2 separate regions of the Homo sapiens genome follow, and region 1 is linked to region 2. A link is an interaction called in ENCODE POLR2A ChIA-PET data of the cell type or tissue named here. Cell type or tissue: PC-3. All regions are shown on one strand. Each heading gives the region's core, and the rest is flanking DNA. Links, peaks and the distances in the headings are about the cores only. Region 1 overlaps LOC101929710 (a long non-coding RNA gene). Region 2 overlaps CAST (calpastatin).

What was found. Peaks named below come from ENCODE experiments on the same cell type or tissue, not always from the same donor. Only the 100,000 strongest peaks of a DNase experiment are listed, where the experiment ranks them.
Region 1: POLR2A ChIA-PET joins it to region 2 with 5 read pairs; 2 of 35 experiments call an interaction of 5 or more read pairs at or near these places.

Annotation. Positions count from the first base shown.
Region 1 is chr5:96,383,241-96,386,164 of GRCh38, reverse strand. All of the region lies in intron 4 of LOC101929710 (a long non-coding RNA gene), which reads right to left. It also overlaps a transcript of CAST not described here. Among named protein-coding and RNA genes, the nearest start is that of PCSK1, 49 kb to the left of the region's middle. In PC-3, for the core only: no CTCF peak of the experiment used is centred there; a DNase peak (open chromatin) is centred at 1,624.
Region 2 is chr5:96,723,646-96,726,569 of GRCh38, reverse strand. All of the region lies in intron 4 of CAST (calpastatin), which reads right to left. Among named protein-coding and RNA genes, the nearest start is that of CAST, 63 kb to the right of the region's middle. In PC-3, for the core only: no CTCF peak of the experiment used is centred there; no DNase peak of the experiment used is centred there.

The DNA.
Region 1 (2,924 bases), core at 168-2,667, 340 kb after region 2:
TGAGATGCCAATAATAACAATACAAAACAGATTCTTTCTTAACTATATTCACAGCACAGTGCATTGTTTAATTAAATTCTCACAAGAATCGTAAAAACGAATCTGAGATAAATAATATTATTGTCCTTATTTTGAGGATGGGAAAGTGAGACACTGAGGGGTAACATGTTTTGTTTACTTGCTTAAGGTCATGCAGATAGCAAGGAGTAGAGCTGAGATTTTAACCTGGCAGTAATTCCAGCATCCAAGCTATGCCTTATATTAGCAAGACAAAAAAGGTGACATGACACTTTAGAAGATATTTATAGCACGGAATAAATATTTATTCTTAAAAACAATTTTAACCTCATGAGAAGGAAGATAAATGTTTTCCTAACTGCCTTGTAATTTGCAAGGCAATAGCATTAATATACATGACAGTTTGAATCATCCACTCTGCTCCTTCTGCTCCATGAACAGAGTATGCCTTCCTGAACCATAGGAATCTACTGCAGATTCTTTTCTGTTATTTGAAATAATAGGAAAGCTTTTGTTAACTGAACATTTTCTTTGCATTAAGCATACACTTTCTATATTTTCACAATGATAATTCATGAATAAGACATGTTATTTCTAATGCTTGCATTATCCTACAAGTGAAGTATTTTTACATATATGGAAACTGAGATTCAGAAAGGTTAAATCATTTGCCAAAGGTTGTACAGTTAAGCCGCAATTTTAAAACTGGTTTATCCAACCCTATCTTTTTGCTCCTTCACTCTGTTTCACTTTTTAGCTTTACTTCCAAATTTTGCAAACTGATGCCTTAATAAGCAATCTCATGCTTCCAGGAACACCTAGAGAGTTTATACCGCTTCTTCAAATTTTGGAAACCCCAACAAATTTAAGGGTGAGAGAAGTTGTCCTTGTCAATCATCACTCCTTGACCTATTTTGAAAGGAACCAACGTTCTTAGGAGGCAACAGACCAATCCAATAACTCAAGCAACATTTGGATGAAGAATCAATCCCATGAACTCATGTGTGGCTCATCCCCAGGGATGCTAAGATATGTTAATAACCAGCACATTGACTCTAGGAGTATTCTAGTATGTTGGGCCATTCTATTTGTCTCCCCATTTCTTGGCCTTCCTGGCTTGATGTTAATGTGTCTTCTTTTTAAAAAGTTTCTCCAAGTCTATTCTTTGGGATATTTATCAGTGGTGTGGGGTGTGTATGTTTAAAAAGGATGCCCAAGTCTTGCACAGTTGTGGACAAAACCTGAGTTTTTTGCATTTTTTCACTGTAGGACTTCTCAATAGCCTTTTATATATACTAGCGTGTACTAAGACTCTTTAGGGGTGCATTTTTCAGCATTTGTCCAGACAGAATCCCTTTCTCCTGGAGCATATTCAGGGACCAGTGTTCTCTCGGCTCACTTGGAAAGACACTATCTCCTAGCCAACTACATCCTGTCAATAATTTCCCAGCCTGAGTCTGGGTTCCATCAGAAGCAAGGCTAACAATCCCCATGCTCCTGATTATTTCTGAGAGCTTACAGCTCATGCCTTCTCCTTGCCCCAGTGGAAAATGCTGCAGTGCCAGTCAGCTGACGGAAAAGAGGTGCCAACTGTGGTCAGTGAGGAAGATGAGTCATAGCCCAGCAGCAGGGATACAAGGGCAGGGAAGACAGCTCAGAGGTGGGAAGAAGAGAGGGAACTCACCCAGTCACGTATGTCCATAAGAGATAGAGTGGTCATTGTTCCAATTTGTCAAGGACAGCTTTCGTTTATCCCTGTTGTCCCAGCATAATTATATCAAAAGTATCTTATTGAACAATAATTATATCTTGTCACTAGAGTACAGATGTGGATTGTCTTCTCAGCTTGCTGATGAGAATTGTGCTTCCTAAAATGTTTTGTTCCCACCACAATCACTGAGTCTCAGAACTGGAAGGAATTATCTAATTTTCTACCCAATTTCCTACGCATGAAAGGAATGCTGGGGAGGATTCTGAGAAAAGTGTGGCTTCTTAATAAAAAGAGGTGCAGAGAAGAGATACCTCCTCTTCTCTGTACATACCTCATTGTGCCTGTATAAAATGCCTAGGACCTGGACAGTCATCCTGGGACCTTCCCATATCCAGTATCCATTTCTGAAAGAGCTCTCCAGTTCCATGAGCTTCAGACCCCATAAAACTCAGGTCGGCCTCCTACTCATCTCCCTGATCTAAGTCACAAGTCTATGAACTCAACATCTTGAGTATCTCTCAAGCCTGCCCACTTACTCTTCTCCAGTGCTACCATCCTGGTCCACACTGCCATCTTCTTTCACATTGCTATTGCAACAGAGTGCCCCTGGTCTCCATTCATACTGTGATGTTTCTAAATTGCATATCTTGTCACATCACTCTCTTCTTGAAAACTCACTGAAGAGTACTTAGGATAAAACCAAAATGCACACCTGAAATCCCAGCACTTTGGAAGGCCAAGGCAGGCAGATCACGAGGTCAGGAGATCAAGACCATCCTGGCCAACATGGTGAAACCTCATCTCTACTAAAAATACAAAAAAATTAGCTGGGCGTGGTGGCCTGCGCCTGTAGTCCCAGCTACTCGGGAGGCTGAGGCAGAGAATTGCTTGAACCTGGGAGGTGAAGGTTGCAGGGAGCCGAAATTGTGCCATTGCACTCCAGCCTGGCGACAGAGAGAGACTCCACCTCAAAAACAAAACAAAACAAAATCAAAATGCTTAGCATGGGTCTGAAGCCCTGGGCAATTTGTCCCTAACCTGTTTCCATAGCTCCATGTCATCTCCCTGCCCCACTCAGTCTCAGGGTATAGCACATTAGCACACTAGCACACTAGCCTTCCTCCGGTATGCTAATGTTCCAAGTTCTTGAACATGGTATTCTGCTAGAAATGCTTTCCTCCATTTCTTTTCTAGT
Region 2 (2,924 bases), core at 250-2,749:
GAAGGTTTCCATTAATAAAATTAATTTCTCATTCCTTTCCTTTCCCTGTGTAAAGACTACATGAATATCATTTTTTCCTATGTATCCAATGTTTAGTTATGATCAAATAGTCACAGATGTAACGGAAAGTTTTATGAAATTCTGTCAACATAATCCCCCCAAAATTGTAAATATTTAGTGCATGGATTTTTACTGGGCACATCACAGTCCTGTATGCAGAGATCGAATTTAAAGTTCTAGAAATGCTTCTACAGAACTGGTTGTAACTTAGCATCTTTAGTATGATATTTTACAGTTTTATCCAACTAAACATTACTTGTGCAAAAACAAGTAAGTACATGCATGCATTCTCAATATAGGCAAGATATACAATCATGAATAAAACTTGATTAAACATTTCATGAACTTTTCAGTCAGAGATTACAAACTAGGGTCCGATGCTTCCTGCTGTTTCTTTCCTTTTTATCTGCTTGGTAGTATCAGCACAAACTAGTGGTTTTTATTTATTTATTTTTATTTGAAGAGGCTAAAGTCAATTATCCTCTTAATTTATCATGTCTTCTACTTCAGTAATGAAGACACATACTTTCTTCAAATAATGGCCCCTTGCTAGGCTAACACACTATTTTGGGAAGGAAACAAAGCTTATGATTGAAATGTTTTTAAAGAAATTTTAAATTTTGGATCCTTTCACACTACATTCTCATTAATGAGTTTCTATTTATGGAACTATCCTTTCAGTTTATGCAAATATAATTTATTAAATGATTAACAAGGAAAATAAGCCAGCTGGTAGTATAGTGCTTTGAATCTATTAATAGCTTGCAATTTGGCAATCAAGATTTTGCATGGGAGAACCTACACTACAATTAAGAATGTATGCTCACAGACACAAGCAGCTTATAATGCAATCTATATTTAAATCAGTAATTGCTGAATTTATTTTTGTAGTGATTGTGCTGAATATAATAATGATGACCATAATAACTAATGTGTATTAATCACCTCTCATGTGTCAACCCACTTTATCTTCATAATAATCCTATGAGACAAGTATTATTATACCCATTTCACAGATGAGAAATTGAGTTTAGAGCAGTTAAATAACTCCCTAAAGACATCCATGGTGGACCTGAGGTTGTGTGTTCTAGTCATCGCACTGCACTCTCTCCCCAGTAGTGGCCAACAGACAATCCCATCTGGACACTTGCTTAGGACAGGAATTGTCCAATATACATTATGTTTCCTTACACAGTCTTGTGAGGCAGGTACTATTATCACCTTCCTCCAAACTGTACAGATAAGGAAACCAAAGCAAAAAGAGATTGTCCAATATCACAGCTGATATGGAACCAGGTTCCAGGGAAAGAGACTTGAGGCCAAAAGTGGTCCCTAGTTAGCCACTGGGGACACTTCATTACGTGCATCTTATTTTTGTCTCTCCCCCTCTTCTCTCTCCTACTTTCCTCCAGTTTCACAGGACTGCCGAGAATTCTCATGATTAATGCTTAGAGAAGGGTGAAGAGTTTGCTGACATTTGTTCTAGGTAACAGGCCACGCTTGAAATAAACATTGGTCCTTGAGCTGAGGCACAGGGGATTAGAATCAGGCAACAGGATGAAAAAGAACCAAAAGAATAAAAAGGAAATCCTATATTTCTGGCTCTCTTTCCTATCTCTTTTCTTTGGTTTTCATGATCTCTAAATTCAATGAGATTATTTATTTATTTATTTATTTATTTATTTTTGAGACAGGGTCTTGCTCTGTCACCTGGGCTGGAGTGCAGTGGTGCAATCACAGCTTGCTGCAGCCTTGATCTCCTGGGCTCAAGCCATCCTCCTGCCTCAGCCTCCCGAGTAGCTGAGACTACAGGAGTAAACCACCACACCTGGCTAATTTTTTGTAGACACGGGATCTCGCTATGTTGCCCAGGCTGGTCCCAAACTCCTGGGCTCAAGCGATCCTCCCACCTTGACCTCTCAAAATGCTGGGATTATAGGTGTGGGCCACTATGCCTGGTCTTAATGAGAACTTTTATTTTGTAGATGCTTCTGGAATATTTTTTAAAATTAGGATTTTTAATTTTAGGCTGGACACAGTGGCTCATGCCTGTAATCCCAGCACTTTGGGAGGCTGAGATGGGAGGACTGCTTGAGCCCAGGAGTTTGAGACCAGCCTGAGTAACATAGCAAGACCCCTGTCTCTACAGAAAAACAGAAATATTAGCCAGGCATGGTGGTGTGCCCCTAGAGTTCCAGCTACTCAGGAGACTGAGGTAGGAGGATCACTTGCATCCAGGAGGTCAAGGTGGCAGCAAGCTGTGATCATGCCACTACATCCAGCCTGGAAGACAGAGCGAGACCCTGCCTCAAGGAAAAAAAAAGATTTTTAATTTTTTAAGATTAAGCTTAACATAATTAAATAGAGACAGCTAACATTAATTATAGATTATATAATGTATATTTTGAAAGCAATTTAGAAATCAATGTAAATTTAAATACTAAATTTAAAAACTGATAATTTTAGATTAAAATTTTAAATGAATGCTAAATGACATAAGAACTTAGATGTGGATAGTGTATTTCTAGATATTTGTAATGTTCTTTGAAGATGATTCAAGATGAGGCCATATAATCCTTTGATAGTACTAAGTTATAGTGCCACATCACCTGGGATAGGAAACTACAGGGATAGCATAGTAATATGAAAGACAGAAAACAAAAGTAGGTTGGTAATTTTAAACAAGGGCAATTTAATAATAATGGAGTTGGGGTAGCTCTTAAAGGTATTAAAGAATATTGGCACACAAACATTAGTTGAGAGAATTTTGAAAATGCTCCCTCTTTAATTCCCTCCCCTGAAATATTCCCAAGAGATACAGCTTGAGCTAGAGTAACTTAGGGAGAGGGTTTAAAAGGCAGCTG